Regions from separate parts of the Homo sapiens genome. Here region 1 is linked to region 2. Evidence: read pairs that join two places in POLR2A ChIA-PET (ENCODE). Cell type or tissue: MCF 10A. All regions are shown on one strand. Each heading gives the region's core, and the rest is flanking DNA. Links, peaks and the distances in the headings are about the cores only.

What was found. Peaks named below come from ENCODE experiments on the same cell type or tissue, not always from the same donor. Only the 100,000 strongest peaks of a DNase experiment are listed, where the experiment ranks them.
Region 1: POLR2A ChIA-PET joins it to region 2 with 20 read pairs; 5 of 35 experiments call an interaction of 5 or more read pairs at or near these places.

What each region holds. Positions count from the first base shown.
Region 1 is chr1:241,745,784-241,755,103 of GRCh38, reverse strand. WDR64 (WD repeat domain 64) reads right to left here. Exons shown (of 28, transcript NM_001367482.1): 14 at 5,382-5,557. Among named protein-coding and RNA genes, the nearest start is that of EXO1, 98 kb to the left of the region's middle. In MCF 10A, for the core only: no CTCF peak of the experiment used is centred there; a DNase peak (open chromatin) is centred at 5,863.
Region 2 is chr1:241,684,321-241,693,640 of GRCh38, reverse strand. It overlaps WDR64 (WD repeat domain 64), which reads right to left. Exons shown (of 28, transcript NM_001367482.1): 8 at 6,046-6,180. All of the region lies in intron 1 of LOC124904603 (a long non-coding RNA gene), which reads left to right. Among named protein-coding and RNA genes, the nearest start is that of WDR64, 37 kb to the right of the region's middle. In MCF 10A, for the core only: no CTCF peak of the experiment used is centred there; a DNase peak (open chromatin) is centred at 4,540.

The DNA of each region.
Region 1 (9,320 bases), core at 873-8,872, 61 kb before region 2:
CCCAGCAATCCTATTACTTGGTATATACCCAAAGGATTATAAATCATTCTACCATAAAGACACATGCACACCTATCTTTATTGCAGCACTATTCACAATAGCAAAGACTTGGAACCAACCTAAATGCCCATCAATGATAGACTGGATAAAGAAACTGTGGCACATATACAACATGGAATACTGTGCAGCCATAAAAAAAGAATGAGTTCATGTCCTTTGCAGGGTTATGGATGAAGCTGGAAACCATTATTCTCAGCAAACAACACAGGAACAGAAAACCAAACACCGCATGTTCCCACTCATAAGTGGGAGTTGAACAATGAGAACACACAGACACAGGGAGGGGAACATCACACACTGGGGCCTGTCAGGGGGTGGGGGGCTAGGGGAGCAATGGTGTTAGGAGAAATGGCTAATGTAGATGACGGGTTGATGGGTGCAGCAAACCACCATGGCACGTGTATACCTGTGTAACAAACCTGCACGGGCCAGGCAAGGTGGCTGACGCCTGTAATTCCAGCACTTTGGGAGGCTGAGGCCAGCAGATCACGAGGTCAAGAGATTGAGACTATCCTGGCCAACATGGTGAAACCCTGTCTCTACTAAAAATACAAAAATTAGCTGGGCATGGTAGCATGTGCCTGTAGTCCCAGCTACTCGGGAGGCTGAGGCAGGAGAATCGCTTGAACCCAGGAGGCAGAGATTGCAATGAGCCATGATCATGCCACTGCACTCCAGCCTGGTGACAGAGCGAGACTCCATCTCAAAAAAAAAAAAAAAAAAGAAAAAGAAAAAAAGGAAAAAAAACCCTGCACGTTCTGCACATGTATCCCAGACCTCAAAGTATATAAAAAAAGATACTAAATATGAAAACTATTTACCACTATTAAAAAAATTTAAAAAACAATAAAACTAATTTTTAAACATATTAGTTAAATTAATCATATTTCCCTGAGTGTTGTGAGTTGAACATTTTTTCATGTGTCTGCGAGCCATCTGGATTTCCTTACCTGTCCTTTGTTCATTTTTCTAATCTGTGGAGTTTTTTTTCTGCATTTTGGGGGTTTCTTTATATATCCTGGTTCCTAACCCTTCTTCAGTTAGCTAGAGTGCAATGGTCTTTTCACGGTCTGTGACTTGTCTTTTCACTTTGTTTTTTTAGACAAGCTTTTATTTTTAATTTGAATGTAATAATGATACCTTTGCCATATCCCATCTGTGGATGTGGTATATCTCTCCATTTATTCAGATTTTTTTCACATCCTTTAAGATTTATTTCCACAAAACTTTTGCATGGTTCTTGCTACGTTTATTTTAGGTACCTTATACTTTTGTTTGCTATTGTGATGTGATCATTTATTCCACCTGTACTATCTTTATGTTTTCTTTCGTGAGTGTGTGTGACAGTGCCTTGCTCTGTCGCCCAGTCGGGAGTGTAGTGGTGCTATTTTGGCTCACTGCAATCTCTGCCTTCCAGGCTCAGGTGATCCTCCCACCTCAGTCTCCCAGGTAGGTGGGACTACAGGCATGCACCACTACACCCGGCTAATTTTTGTATTTTTTGTAGAGATGGAGTTTTGCCATATTGGCCAGGATGGTCTTGAACTCCTGGCCTCAAGCAATCTGCCTGCCTTGGCCTTCCAAACTGCTGAGATTACAGGCGTGAGCCACCATGCTGGGCCATATTTATATTTTCTAACTGGTTATTATTGATGAGAGGCCATTAATTTTTAATTTTTGAATTGTTATATGAGAATAAAAGTCAAAATTTTAAGGTCAATTATTTTGCTTGCAGAACAGGACTCTTTCTATGTTGAAAAGCAGCTATGGAAAAGTGGAGAGAATATTGGTCTAGGAGTGAAGACAGCCAGTTTCTAGTCTTAGTTCTTGTGGGACCTCGGGCAAGGTACATACCTTCTTTGGCCCTATTTTTCTTATTTGCAAAATGAGGGCTTTAGCTAGTTGATGGATAAAAGTCCTTCCATTTTTTAAAGCTTTGATTTTAGGTGTTGCCCTAAGGCCTCTGTTACTTCATATCCATGTTAATTTAAAAGTATGGGCCCATAGTACTCCTACGTACTGGTGGATTCTTTGTTTACAGTTTGTGCCATTGTGGGATAGAAGGAATGAATCTCAGCAATATCTCAAGAGTGACCAGATATTGACACTGAGTAATAGCTTAGTTAGATTTATGTGCCCACCTGGTGGTATGAGTTATTGACAGTGGTTTGTTTTTTGTGTGTGTGTCTTTTTGAGACAGAGTCTTGCTCTGTCGCCCAGGCTGGAGTGCAGTGGTGCAATTTTGGCTCACTGCAGCCTTGACTTCCCAGGATCAAGCAATTCTCCCACCTCAGCTCCCCAAGTAGCTGAGACTACAGGTGTGTGACACCATGCCTGGCTAATTTTTACATTTTTTGGTAGAGATGGTGTCTCACTATGTTGCCCAGGCTGGTCTCAAACTCCTAACCTCAAGCTATCCTCCTGCCTTGGCCTCCCAAAGTGCTGAGATCACAGGCATGAGCCACTATATCCAGCCCAACAGTGGTTTTTAATAGGTTTAACCGGTTTCAATGGAACCTCCTATGACAGTGGCTCTCAGACTTTCTGAATTCACAGAGCAGCAGAATTTACAAAACACCTTTTGAAGATTGACCTAGAGTTACCAACATTCAATTTTACCAAGTGAGGACATGAGGGAGAAGGAGATGGGAAACTCTACTACCATTATTTTATGAAAAGAAAGGCTATAGTAATATAAAACAGTAGGAAAGATATAATCTTAAAATTTAAATGAAGTAAAAGTAGCTTTGTGAAAAGTTACCCTTATTTTCTACATTTCATCTCTAATTGGTGAAATCTTTTATGTTATATTGGAATTGGCTGGTAGGTCTTTAGGAATTGATTAGGAAAACAGCAGTTCATATAATGCTAAGAGCATTATTATGTTAATTGCTTCATAAAGAAAGATCATTTACTTTAAAGGACACAGAAATACAGCTATATGAGTAGATTCATAAAGCACTGTGGTTAAAAGGAAGGGAAGTAAGTGGGTCTTTAGAATTTGAATGATTTTGGGGTCAATTAATCATCTTCCTGGAACCCCCATAGTGCTTTGTTTATCATGTTAGAACAGTAATCTCTCACCAACCTATGGTTTTGTCAACAATGGCTTGGGGGCAAATTTTTCTCAAATTTGCCAAAGGTTTCATATAGGCAGAATGCAATTCTATCCCCTTAAAACTGAGATTATGAGAAGAATTGTTGTTTTCTTCTCTTGTTTTCTATGAAGTTGTATTAATAGACCAGTCAATTTACGGTCTGCCCTCTTGTTACGTGGCTAGGAAATCATGCCCAGAATATTCAGCACAGTGATGATTTGTGCCCAGAGCGGGCAGTTGCACAAGGGTTTTTCTGAGACTTGAGAAAATAAAACCAAGAACAGAAGCATAAGAGAGATATTATATTTAAGCCGTTAAGGACTGTCTGAACACATTTAAAAGTACATGATACTTTGGAGACCCTTCTCAGCTCATAATGCATCAGCGATGTTTCCTGAATAACTGAATGTGATCACTGAAGCAGGTTTTGGCTTTTTGGTTTTGTGGAGCCGGGATGGGGGTGTTTGTTTTTTTGTTTTTGTTTTTGTTTTTAAGGCAGCTGGGAATCTAGGAAGATAGAGAGATAGAGGTTGGGTTTATCTTTCCTCCATTCCACTCTCAGCTCCAACTTCCACCTGCCCACCTTCCAGTTTCTGGGCAAACAGAGAAATGGGGTTTGGAATTTAGGGAAAGAAATTTATTATAAAGCTTGTTCCCTTTTTAGTTGGAAAAAAAATGGCCTGGCTACCAGATTAGTCTGACAACCATCCCACCATACAAGCTTCTGAGACACTTTGTGAAAGCACTCACAACACTTGTAGTAGGTGGATCACTGCCCCCTTATTAAATTATGCATTTCATGGTGAAAGGGAATATCCTTCTGGAACATGGCAAATATTTGGTAACTGGTCATTGAAAAAAATGAATGAATGAAAGTATTCTAGAAAATAAGTATGTAAATCAAATTATTTTATTTCAAATAGGCAGATATAATAATAAAGTAAATAATAGTAATACACTAATAATAATAAGTAAATAAGGATACTTTCAACATTATATTATAAAGCTGCCCGCTCCAACATTAATAAAAGTTCTCCAAATACCCCTCATAAATGTACTATTGTCTACTTTAGAAGAGGTTCTTTCTCTATTTATTTTTAAAATTATTTTAATCCTTAATGAGCACCTACTCTGGGCATGGCCAAGAATACAAATATAAATAAGAGAGGTTTTCAGTTCCTACCAAGATCAATCTGCAGGTTCTAAATGCAGAACCAGAATAATCAATGTGAAAAATGCTACAGTAGAACTAAAAACAATTTTGGTGAGTGAATAGTTCCATGCTACTTTTTGCAGCCCTTAAAAAAGGAGCATTTGTGACAACAGACATTGTCTGGTAGGAAGGGCATCCTGATGAACAATGGCACTTTGTAAAGCAAAAGTCAACATTTCGTTCATTGTAGAGTGTATTATTACTAAGAAATTCCTTTCTACAGTGCCATTTTGGATTACTCAGACAAGAGAAGAGTATATTACATCAGGCAGGTTTTTCACTCCTTTTTCCCCATTCTTAGGTCATCAGTTATCTTAAGCTGGTGCTTCATGATTGCTGTGCTATACAAGACTTTTCTTTTCTGATCTTAGCTTTCAAAAGGGTAAAGGCAATGAGTTCTTGAGTTCGAGGTGATGGGGTGAGATCCGCTCAATAGCCAGGATAAATGATCTAGTCTTCATTATAAATTTGAAGAGGGCATTAGCATTCCCAGGTGGTAATAGAGTCATAGGAAAAATAAATTAGCCTACCTCAATCCTCCCCAAACAGCCCTGAGCAGATTGCGTCATTAACCTTAAAATAAACAAAGCGATTTTGGTGACAAACTGGAAAAGTGACTTGAGCATTCCTGAATGCATTATGGGTTATAAGGGACAGAGCCTGCTGGAAAGCAGTTCTGCCAGTGAATTATTCCCATATGAGCGTATAAAGCATGTCAGAGGTGGCAGCTGAGTATAAATTTAGCCTTCCTGACACCTGCCTTAGGAGACCCTGACTAACCCTTCAGCGGAAGCTTGATGGGCAGCATGCCGTGGCTGGGCAGCGATTGTTTTTTGCTCTTTGCCTAAACCTGGGCAAAGTTAATGAGGAGCATCACGGGAAGGCTGAGGATAAATACCATCTTCAGCTGGCTACCAAGAGCGGGGTTACATGGTGGGGATTATCCACTGACTCATTTGATTTTCCCAAAAAGGGCACCTGCAGTACGAGTATGAAGTGGGATTGTAAACCTGGATCATTTTGATAGTCCCGTTGCGCTCCAAGGCCAGGACCAGCTGCTGGTGTTTTTCTTGGGCTTTGAGGAAAATGAGGCGTCGTAGGCAGTGCTCGTCCTCCTTCCAGTCTTTCCCCTCCGGCAACACCTTCATCTCCTGCCCACTGCCAAAGTCCCAGATTCTGACTGTTCCTGAGCATACAGAGAAAAAGACTATGTGGGTAAAAATGACTTAGAGAAAGCTTGGCTTTTCGCTCAGAGAAAATTCATCCGATCGAAAGCTTTCTGCCAACAATTTATCCTATATTTATTCCCTACTCAGATGGGTGAGTCTTCCCAGGCTTGCTGTGCATGAAATTTATTCCTTTATGCCTTGATTTGTCACAGGCTGAAAAAAATAAATAAATAAACAGGACCAGGCAACGCCTTGAAATCTACCCTCAGGCTCTCCTACTAAGCTTTTGCTCTAAAGTGAGTCTCTTCTGTTGTTATTCTCCCAACGCTTCTCAGTGTGCTAAACACCCAGTCCCGAACATGGGAATATTCGCTACCATGCCACGACTATTATTCACAGTGAAAGATCATTCCAGTAATCTGTCACATTTCCTAATGTGCTGACATGTTTTAGGACTTTAGCTCTTATTAGATAATAAAAAGTTGGAGGGAATCCCAGCCGGTAAGAAACTGCCAAGCTTGGAGTGGTTTTGTTGGTTACGTGGGAGGAAAGTGAAAGAAAAGTGTCGAGTGTTTTTCTTTTCTTTTCTTTTCTTTTTCTTTCTTTCTTTCTTTTTTTTTTTTTTAAGACAAGAGTCTCACTCTGTCACCCAGGCTGGAGTGCAGTGGCGATCTCGGCTCACTGCAAGCTCCGCCTCCTGGGTTCACACCATTCTCCTGCCTCAGCCTCCAGAGTAGCTGGGACTGCAGGCGCCCACCACCACACCCGGCTAATTTTTCTGTATTTCCAGTAGATACGAGGTTTCACCATGTTAGCCAGGATGGTCTCGATCTCCTGACCTCATGATCTGCCCTCCTCGGCCTCCCAAAGTGCTGGGATTACAGGCAGGAGCCACCGTGCCCGGCCAAGTGTTTTTCTTACACTTAAAATTATACTTTCTGTTTGAAACCTAAACCTCAACGTGATGGTGTTTGGAGATCATTAGGTCATGGGGGTAGAACCCTCATGAATGGGATTAGTGCCTTTATAAAAAAGGCCCCAAATTGAGATCTGCTGTGGCTCAGACAAAAAAAGAAAAGTAAGTAACAAAATGGGCCCCAAGGATCTGCCTTGCCCCTTTGTCATGTGAGAACACAATGAGAAGGCACCATCTATAAACCAGGAGGCGGGCCCTTGCCAGACACCAGATCTGCCAGCGCCTTGATCTCGAACTTCCCAGCCTCCGGAACTGAGAGAAATCAATTTCTGTTGTTGAAAAACCCCCAGTCCTCCTGCCCTGAGTGGTAAGGCATGTCAAATGGTCTGAGCCCAGGAGGTTTTCCTATCTCCCCTCAAGAGGTAGAGAAGAATTTGCTCAGCTTTTTCTCCCTTACAATAGGTCTTCATCTACAGTATCAGCAGGAGGGTTTGCTGCCCTTCCCTCAGTGGCTTAGGCTTTTGCTTTGTCGGTAAGACGGATGCTGGTGGGACTTTCTGTGGCTCCACAGTGTTGGCTGTTCCTCTCCCCAACATCTGCACCATGAGGGAGGCCAGCACTGTGTGACATGTGACGAGCTCTGTGAGGAGCATGGGAATGGACGCACAGTCCCTTTGTGTTTCTGGCTTTTAGAAGCGCTGTACTCTCATGCTATCCTACACTCAGATCTCAGCAATTCTTACAAATTTGACTACATTCTCACCCACCTGAATGCCAGCCCAATTTCCTTCTCATCACTGCCCTAGGTAAGACAGTAATTGTGTCCTGCCTTCCGCGGAAGTGCCTGTCTTTCCCAGGAAGTCTTTCCTTCCTGTGTCTTTCCTTCGATTTCAGGCTATTTGCCTGCAACATCGATTCTCGCATAGGTTCAAGAAAAGTTCTGATTTCATAGATCAGCTTGCTTTTTTTCTAGATGTCAGTATGGGCCCAACACTCTTTCCATCTTATTACATACCAAGGAGACACTGTCAGCTCCAATTCTGATAGTGCTTAAAGCATTTTAATTAATCTGATACACGACATTTGAGACCTCAACTAATGTACAAATTTAAAGATTTGTATCAGTGTTTCAGTGTTTGGCAAAATTTGTTAACTTTCTACATTATTTTGAACTTTGAAAAATAAAAAGAAACAGAAAGTTGCAAAAATAGTAGAGTCCTGTGTACCTTTTCCCAACTTCCCCCATTGCTTACAGCCCATGTGACTACGGTATAATCCTAAAACAAGCAAATTGACATTAGAAAATCCCATTAACTAGACTACAGACCTTGTCCAGATTTTACCAGTTTTTTACGTGCACTCGTGTGTGTATGCGTTTAGTTCTTCACAATTTTACCGTATGTATAAATTTGCACAACCAATATACAGAAATGTTCCATCAATCCACAGGAACTTCCTTGTGCTAACCTTCATAGTCACCACCACCCCCGCCGTCACTATTTGGTAATCACTAAGCTGTTCTGTTTTACTTATCTAAAAGTTTGTCATTTTGAAGACATCTTACTTTGTTATTTTAAGAATGTTATTGGCTGGGTGCGGTGGCTCACGCCTGTAATCCCAGCACTTTGGGATGCCAAAGCGGGCAGATCATTTGAGGTCAGGAGTTCCGAGACCAGCCTGGGCAACATAGCAAAACCCTGTCTCTACTAAAAATACAAAAATTAGCTGGGCATGGTGGCAGGCATCTGTAGTCCCAGCTACTCAGAAGGCTGAGGCAGGAGAATCACTTGAACCCAGGAGGCGGAGGTTGCAGTGAGCCGAGACCCTGCGCCCCTGCACTCCAGCCTGGGTGACAAAGCAAGACTCCATCACAAAAAAAAAAAAAAGAACTGAAATGGAATACGTGACCTTTTAAGATTGGCTTTTGTCTTTTGTTAGTGCCTTTCAGATTCATTCAAACTGATGCAAATATAACTAGCTTGTTTCTTTGTATTACTTGTAATAACTACAGTATTCCACTGTATTGTTCTACTGCAGTTTGTCTAACCAGTCATCTGTTGAAAATTTTTTTTTTTTCAGTTTTTGGTTATTATCAATAAATCTGCTATAAACTTTTTTTTTTAAAACACCACCCACTCTATGGTATTCCGTTGTAGCAGCTCAAATGGATGGAGACACTTTCTTTATTGTTAACTTCATTCATTTGCTTTGGGGGACCTGGAAGAAGGGGCCAGAGGGATGATAAACAGTACAGTTGTGGAATGCCTATTTCTAGGTCATTGCTCAGAGTAGAGAATTCTCTTCTCACATGAGCTTTTATAGTGGTCACCTCAGATTCAGACTCCAGTGAACCACAGGTCTTTTCCTCTCCTCCTTTAACCCTACCCCATTTCTTATCCCTCAGCTCGAATCCTGCTCGACACCCAGAGTGTTTTCACTGCACTATTTTCCTTCCCCTACACCAGGTTCTCCCCATCAGCAACACTCACACCCCCAGTATTTGTTGGAACATCATTAAACATTGATTAAATACTCCCTATATACCCAGCACTGTGGTAGGAGCTGGGGATATTTAATGAATAATCATAGTGCCTACCCTCAAGGACTCTGTGGCATTATAGGAAAACAGTCACACAAACAATTAAAAGACATTATCGTGTTCTCATACATTGCTGGGTTATGCAGAGGACAATCTCCTTGTCCAGATTTCCTGCTACCTTGGGACTTGGGCAGTCAGATTTAGTGGAGCTGAGAGCAGAGAGACGTACTCCTCAGCTTTTCCCAGGTGATGGGTGGGTAGTAATGCGAGGAGACCAGTGGCTTGTGGTTTGAACTTCTCTGGGAGTCAGAATCTCACTTCCCAG
Region 2 (9,320 bases), core at 846-8,845:
TGTCCCCACACATGCACAGTCTCTCCCGAAATCAAAATCCCACACCACAGTGCTACATTGGTTATAATAATGGACACAAGATTATAAACCAAAGTCCATAGTTTACATTAGGGTTCACAATTGGTGTTGTACACTCCATAGGTTTTGATACATGTGTAATGACATTATCCCCCATTACAGTATCATACAAAGTAGTTTCAGTGCCCTAAAATTCTCTATGCTCCCTCCCTCCCCTCAAAGCCCTGGAAACCACTGATCTTTTTACTGTCTCCACAGTTTTACATTTTCCAGAATGTCGTATAATTGGAATCATACAGTATGTAGCCTTTTCAGTTTGGCTTCTTTAACTTAGTAATATGCATTTAAGGGTCCTCCATGTCTTTTTATGGCTTGATAGCTCATTTCCTTTTAGCACTGACTAATATTCCATCATCTGGATTACCAGAGTCTGTGTATCCATTCAGCTACTGAAGATTTCTTTGTTGCCCCCAAGTTTTGGCAATAATGAATAAAGCTGCTATGAACATCCATGTACAGATTTTTGTGTGAATATACGTTTTCAACTTCTTTGGGTAAATACCAAGTAGTATGACTGCTGGATCATGTAGTAAGGGTATGTTTCATTTTCTTAAGAAACGGTCAAGCGGAATTCTAAAGTCACTGCACCATTTTGCATTCCCATCAGCAATGAATGAGAGTCCCTTTTGCTCCACACCCCACCAGCATTTGGTGGTGTTAGTGTTCTGGATTTTGACCACTCTAATATGTATGTACTGGTATCTTATTTTAATTTACATTTCCTTCATGACTTAAAGTGTTTTGCATCCTTTCTTATGCTTATTTCCCATCTGTGTATCTTAGTATTTATTCAGATCTTTTGTTTATTTTTCAATTGGGTTGTTGGTTTACTTATTATAAAGTTGAAATAATTTTTTGTATATTTTGGATAACAGTCCTTTATCAGATATGTCTTTTGCAAATACTTCCTTCCAGTCTGTGTCTTGTCTTCTCATTCTCTTGGCAGAGTCTTTTGCAGAGCAGAAGGTTTCAATTTTAATGAAGTACAGCTCATCAATTATTTCTTTGTTCTAGAACCATTTGTTAAAAAGAATATCTTGCTCCATTGTATTCCCTTTGCTCCTTTGTCAAAGATCTGTTGACTATATTTATGTGGGTCTATTTCTGCTTTGTTGATCTATTTTTTCCATTGTTTTACAATACCGCACTATCTTTATTACTATAGCTTTATGTCTTGACTTGTCAGTCCTATGATTTGTTTCTTCCTCTTCATTATTGTGATGAATACTCAAGACCTTTTGCTTTTCCATATAAATGTTAAAATGAACTTGTCAAGATTCACAAAATAACTTCCTGAATTTTGGGTGAGATCGCATTGACTCTACATATCAAGTTGGGAAAAACTGGTATCTTGACAATAGTGAGTCTTCTATTCATGAACGTGGAATATCTCTTCATTTAATTCCTTGATTTCTTTAATTGGAGTTTTGTGGTTGTCCTCATTTGGATCTTGCATATTTTGTTAGACTTATACCTAAGTATTTCATTCTCAAATGCGAATGTAGATGGCATTGTGTTTCTTTTTTTTTTTTTTATTTTTTTATTTTTTTGAGATGGAGTCTTGCTCTGTTGCCCAGGCTGGAATGCAATGGCACAATCTCGGCTTACGGCAACCTCTGCCTCCTGGGTTCAAGCAATTCTCCCACCTCAGTCTCCCAAGTAGCTGAGATTATAGGCACCCACCATCATGCCTGGCTAATTTCTGTATTTTTGTAGAGACAGGGTTTCACCATGTTGGCCAGGCTGGTCTTGAACTCCTGAGCACAGGTGATCTGCCCGCCTTGGCCCCCCAAAGTGCTGGGATTACAGGCATGAGCCACTGTGCCCAGCCTATGTTTTTAATTTAAAATGCCACTTGTTAATTGTTAGGATATAGGAAAGTTATTGACTTGTATATAATAACCTTGTATTGTGCAAACATGCTATACCTGATCTTAGTGGGAAAACTGTCCAGTACTATAGATGATGTTAACTGGAGGTTTTTTGTAGATGTTTTTTACAAGTTGATGATGTTCCCTCTATTCCTACTTTGCTAAGTGTTTTTATAGTAACTCCTGTTTTCTTTTGATAAGTGTTAGCATGGTATATCTTACCCTATCCCTGTACTTTTAATCTATATGTGCCATTATATTTAAAGTGGGTTTCTTATAGACAACATAGAGTTAGGTCTTGTTTTGTGATCACTCTGACAATCTCTGTCTCTTAACTACTGTATTTAGACCATTGACTTTTAAAGTAATTATTGACATAGTTGGATTAATATCTACTATATTTGTTATTGTTTTCTATTAATTGCTGCTTTTCTTTGTTTCTATTTTTGTCTTTTACTCTTTTTCTGCCTTTTGTGTTTTAAAATAAACACTTTACATGATTTCATTTTCTCTATTTTCTTAGAATATAAGTTACACATTTTTTAAAAAACAATTTTTCGTGGTTGACCTATCATTTGCAATATACATTTACAACTAATCCAAGTCCACTTTCAAGTAACACTGTACTACACAGGCAGTACAAGTATATTAAAATAAACAAAAATCCTAATTCCTTCCATTATTTGTATTATTGCTGTCATTTATTTTGCTTACACATAGCAAATATACCATATATACATACATATATGTTTATATGTGTATATATTGTGTATATAATTGAATACATTGCTGTCATTATTATTTGAACAAATTATCTGTTAGAAAAGTTAAGAATAACAAAAATAACAATTTTTATTTTACCTTTACTTTTTCTTCCTCTGATGCTGTTCTTTTCTTTATATAGATGCAAGTTTCTGACTTACGGCTTTTCTTTCTCTCTGAAGAACTTCTTTTACCCTTTCTTGAAAAGCAGGTATACTGATAGCATATTTCCTCAATTTCTGTTTGTCCGAGAAAGTTTTATTTCTCCTTCACTTTTAAAGGCTAATTTCACGGTATACAGAATTCTAGGCTGGTAGGTCTTCTAACACTTTAAATATTTCACTCAACTGTTCTTGCTTATGATTTCTGAGGAAAAATCACAAGTAATTCTTGTCTTTGCTTTTCTACAGATAAGTTGTTTTTTTCCCCTCTGGCTCATTTCAAGTTTTTGTTTTTTTTTTGACAGAGTCTCCCTCTGTCGCCCAGGGTGGAGTGCAGTGGTGTGATCTCGGCTCACTACAACCTCCGCCTCCCAGGTTTAAGCAATTCTCCTGCCTCAGCCTCCTGAGTAGCTGGGATTACAGGTGTGCGCCACCATGCCCAGCTAATTTTTGTATTTTTAGTAGAGACGGGGTTTTACCATGTTGGTCAGGCTGATCTCTAACTCCTGACCTTGTGATGCACCCACCTTGGCCTCCCAAAGTCCTGGGATTACAGGTGTGAGCCACTGCGCCCAGCCAGTTTTTTTCTTTATGTTTACTTTTCTGCTGTTTGAACATGATATGCCTAGGTATAGTTATTTTTTGGCATTTATCCTTCTTGGTGCTTTCTGATATTACTGGATCTGGGGTTTGGTGTCTCATTTTAATTTGTGGACATTCTTAGTCATTACTTCAAATGTACCTTTTCTTCCTTTCTCCCTTTCTTCTTCTGGTGTTCTCATCACACATATGTTACACTTTTCACAGTTGCCCACAGTTTTTGGATATCCTATGGTTTTTTTTGTTTTGTTTTGTTTTTTCAGTTTTTTTCCTCTTTGCTTTCTGTTTTTGAATCTTCTATAAATTCTTTCCTCAGCTACGTCCGGTATACTAATGAGCCCATCAAAGGCGTTACTCATTTCTATCAGTGTTTTTGATCTTTAGAACTTTTTATTCTTAGAATTTTCATCTCTCTGTTTACAATGCCCGTCTGTTCTTGTCTGCTGCCTGCTTTATCCGAGCCCTTAGCCTGTTAATTGTAGTTGTCTTACATTCCCATTCTGATAATTCCAACCTCCTTGCCATGTCTGCATCTGATTCTGATGCTTGTTCTGTCTCTTGGAGTTGTAGTTTTTGCCTCATTAATTTTGATGCTCTGTTGTTAGGTGCATCTGCATTAAGGATTGTCAGAGCATCTTTAAGAATTGACCCCTTTATCATTATGTAATGCCCTTCTTTATCCCTGACAATTTTCCTTGCACTGATATCTGTTCTATATAAAACTAGCATAGCTTCTTCTGCTTTCTTTTGATAAGTTTTAGCATAGTATATCTTTCTGCATCTTTTTATTTTTAGCCTATATGTGTCTTTATATTTAAAGTGTGTTTCTCATAGACAGCATATAGTTGGGTCTTGTTTTTTTGATCACTCTGACAATCTGTTTTGTGCCTTTTAGTATGCCTTGTAATTTTTTTCTTGATAGCTGGACATGATTTACTGGGTAAAGGGAACTGCTATAAATAGGCCATTAGTAACATGTCAGTAAGCTGTGGGGGAAGGTGAATCCTGTGAGTAAGTCTCCTTCTTTTGATGAGCCTGTGTGTCTGGATTGCGAATTTCACAAGTGCTTGTCAGTCTTCCTCACCCTCCCTCTTAGGTGCGACCAGAGGTTAGAGTGGATGTTTTCCTTCCCTCTGTGAGTTATTCCCTGACAAAGTTCCAATAGCTTAGACTCTGATAACATAGTTTCTCTTGAGGGCATACCTTGGAAAGAACAACATGTTCTGGCACGTTTCAAAATGGTGCCTTTTCCTTCCCCTCCGCCAGAAGTAAGAGAGAATTTTTCACTGATACTCACTTTAAGAATCTGTTGAACTCCTGGAAGTAAAACTCACAAAAGCATAGGGGCCCCTATGACTGGGCACCCCTGGAATTTTTAACTCTAAAATTGTCCATGCTGAGCACTTGTCCATTACAATTTAGGTTTTCCTGCCCTATACTGGTTATTCAGGGGGTTCCTGCCCATGAATTTCTGCTCCAGTAAGTTGTGATTCCCAGTGTTTGCCCCTCTGTCTCTCCAATGTGGGGGCAACAAAACTGCCTTGTGACCTTACTTCTCTGATGGATCTAAGAAAAATTATTTATTTTTTAGTTTGTTACATTTTTACTTGTTAGGATGGAATGGCAACTTCCAAGCTCTTTACATGCCAGACTGGAAGGCAGCCAGGAGTCTCGATGAGCTTTTCTGAGACATCTTTATTAGGGTATGTAATACCCCAATAGGTATCATAACATTTGCATATCATAAAATTCACTCATTGTAAGCGTACAACTCAATAATTTTTAGTAAATTTAGAGAATTGTGTAACAATCAACAGTCGCCACAATAAGTTTAGAACATTTTCATCACCCAAGAAAGTCCCCTTGTGCCCATGTGGGATCCCTGCTTCTACCACCAGTCCTAGGCAACCACTGATGTACTTTCTGTGTCTATAAATGTGCCCTTTTTTTGATATTACATATAGATGGAATCATACCATATGCAGTCTTTTTGTCTGGCGTCTGTTATTCAGCTTAATGTTTTTGATATTCATTCATGTTGTAGCATACATCTCAATGCAATTTTAAAACCCCAAATTAAGATACAATATCGGTTTTCTAGTTATTAATACATATTTAACCAGATTGAAAATAAGACAATATTCAAATGAACCTTTCTATGAGGATGCCAACTTGTATATTACACATGAAACATGATTACTGGTCTACAGATCATACTCACAAGCTCTTGGTTAGCCAACTGACCTGTAAGAATGATTTTAAAATTATAAAATTTTACCAACAGAACTATATTTTGAAATATGTTATAGATGCACTCGTATTGATTAATTTCAGTAGATGATAGAAATAAACAACAAATGGGCACAGTTGATGTTAGGACACGTCATGTTCAAATTTGCATAAGTGGCTTCAATTTCTTCCTGAGAAATCTAATTAACCTTCCCAAACAAATGGAATAGTTAATGTCCGATTTTTTTAAAGCCAGTTTGAAAGTTTCAAAGCTGTCATGGTTTTATCATTGTAAAAAGCTTGAAATTCACAGACTGTTCATGTATATAAATTACTATACTTACAAATTATCCTCGAGTCTCTTCAAGGATTCCAAAACTAATGAATGATTACTGTCTAAGGAGCAGGATCCAAAACAATTTAGGGCTGAAATATATCTAATTTTCATAACCCAGTCATTATGTAGCTTCCTTTTAACACTGGGGATTAAGAAAAGGCAGGGGAGATTTATGTTAGACACACAAACGTATAATATGTTTCTATTCAGCAATTTACTTTGACTGTAACTGAATTGTACTAAACCCAAATGTAGAATACAGCCCAATGCATTATAACACCTTTTTTTTTTTTTTTTTAGATGGAGTCTTGCTCTCTCGCCTAGGCTGGAGTGTGCAGTGGTGCGATCTCGGCTCACTGCAACCTCTGCCTCCTGGGTTCAAGCAATTCTCTTGCCTCAGCCTCCCGAGTAACTGGGATTACAGGTGTGCACCTCCATGCCCAGCTAATTTTGTATTTTTAGTAGAGACGGGGTTTCATAATGTTGGCTAGGCTGGTCTCGAACTCCTGACCTCAGGTGATCTGCCTGCCTCGGCCTCCCAAAGTACTGGGGTTACAGGCATGAGCCATTGCACCTGGCCCACTTTTAACTGTTTATTTATAATCAAGCATACTTAAAATGGAAAAGTAACTTTAAAAGACTCTTCAAAATTTGAGCTGTGAATTCAGAATTAAAAGAACAATCTAGAAGAATCCCAATTCAATAATGGCACTATTGATTTTATTTTACTAGAAAATTTCTAATGATCCAAATGGAGCAGTATGCTTCATATTCTTTTATATCTTATTTGAATCAATCCATCTGAAAATATATTTTCCATTAGTACTTTTCAAACTGAAGTACTGGGCAATGTAAAATCTGAGATCACTGGTGAAGCTGAGTGGGGGATAGTGATAATATTCCTTGTCAGAGTGTTGGCCATCAGTTCACAAAACATTTGAATGTGGGGCTTAAGGTTACAGACAAAACCTCTGCCTCAAAATTCTGTCTTCATGGTGTTATATTTACCAATATTTAATGGCTTATTTGTCTCCTCATTCACATCTATTGAACACCTACTGCATCCCAGGTACTAAGGACACAAGGATGATTAAGGTAAAAATTCTTGTCACCAAGTTGCTTAAATTCTAGTTGAGGAATAGAAATGTTTACAGCTCAAGGCATGAAAGTTCTACAATATGACATTAAACAGAGTGGGGAGGGAGCTTTCTATTCTCATGCCAGATATGTTTGAACTCTGGATCCTGGCTACTTCTTTCTTTAATTTGTATAATGGTTTGCATATCAGTGTTTACTACCCCCATATCCACCCATTCAACAAGAATGAATTCTGTGGATGTCAGCTGCAGGAAAACTTGTATGATAGCTCCAGAATTTAATTAACTCTTTGGCCTTAATACTTGTCATTCTGGTGAGGTTTGAAGATCTCTTGGTGTAAGAAAATGCCGCAACACTCAGCCTATATATACACCGTAGTCTTGAATGATTTAAATCATCTGCATGATTAAATCATCTACATGAATATAATAACCACAAGAACCAACATGAATTAGCATTCATTTAACTGTACCCAGATTCCTTAACTTCCTCAGACTTCTAAATCTCATTTTTCACATATCTATCTAATGAAAACAGGGATTGGGATTGAAAAATGAGCCATGGAATTTTCTGACAGGTGGCACACATATTAATAAAAAGCAGATTCATGTCTCAGCATCTATTCTAAAAGCCTAGCATAACTAGAATGAAATGCTTAATAGTATATAGAGCAGCACATCACAGATTGGGGAAGTCCTCCATCAGGTCTAATTCTTTGTTGGGACTAAGTAATACTGCTTATATGTGAAGGATGGAAAATGGAGCCAGTAAATTTTATTGTACCATTCTTAGGGCTCCAGCAATGGGACTAGTCTTAATTCCACGTAGTATCAGTTGTAATGAGCTTTTAATTGCATATTCTAACTCTGGGATAAAGTATTTGTTACATAATAACAAAGTATAATCCATTTTTTAATGTCTTTATAAGGAAAAAATGTTCATTGTACAAAATTTAGAAAACAAATAAAATTTTAAAAATCACCTCTTTGAAGTCCTATAGAAATTATTTATTAAAGTTTTGGATACTTATACTCAATATTTTTCTAAGTAGAAATACACACACATATACACATTTATAAGACTGGATTCATATATACATAAAAAATTAATTAAATTAAAATTTTTTTATCCCCCAAATTCATCTGTTGAAAGATAAATAATTTTTACTTGACATTATGTCATAAACACTTTTCATGCCATTAAATATTTTTTAAAACAATTAAATGGGTGCATGACATATGGTTATACTATGATTTACTGAACATCCTTGAAATCTGAATGTATTTTAGGTGTCAGACAAAAAATGTATTTTATATATAAATATATATCATTTATGTTTATATTATATATTTATATATCTGAATTATTTATGTAAATGATTAATATCTAAAGTAACCATTCCCCTTTTATTGGACACTAGATAATTTACCATCAGAAATAATGCTGTGGGCCAGGCACGGTGGCTCAAGCCTATAATACCAGCACTTTGGGAGGCCGAGGCGGGCAGATCACAAAGTCAGGAGTTTGAGACCAGCCTGACCAACATGGTGAAACCCCGTTGCTACTAAAAATACAAAAATTAGCCTGGCGTTGGTGGCACGTGCCTGTAATCTCAGCTACTCAGGAGGCTGAGGCAGGAGAATCGCTTGAACCCGGGAGGCGGAGGTTGCAGGGAGCCGAGACTGCGCCACTGAACTCCAGCCTGGGCGACAGAGTGAGACTCTGTCAAAACAGGAAAGAAAGGCAAGGCAAGGCGAAGCTGTGATAACCATACTGATATTTTTGAAGATAGGGATACCAAGTCCCAATGTATTAATGGTTATGAAGGCACTTGATGCAGCTTCCGAAATTCTTTCCAGAAAGGTGGATCCAACTCATACTTTTACCACCAACTAATGTGAGAATGCCCAGCTCACAGCGTCTTCCCCATTTTTAATCATTTCTGATTTTATAAGTGAAAAATTGTATCTGATTTTAACTTGTACTTCTATGATAAATAAGGAAGACCATTTAATATAAAATTTAGGTTTTTCGGCTAATAAAAGTAATACATACCTTTCTCAAAAACTTTAAAGACATTGCAATTATAAGGAAGATGATAATTATCAGTTGGGGATAACTATTGTTAGCATTTTTTTCTGATGATCACTTTGAAATGTTTGTTGACCATTTGTACTGTGTGCA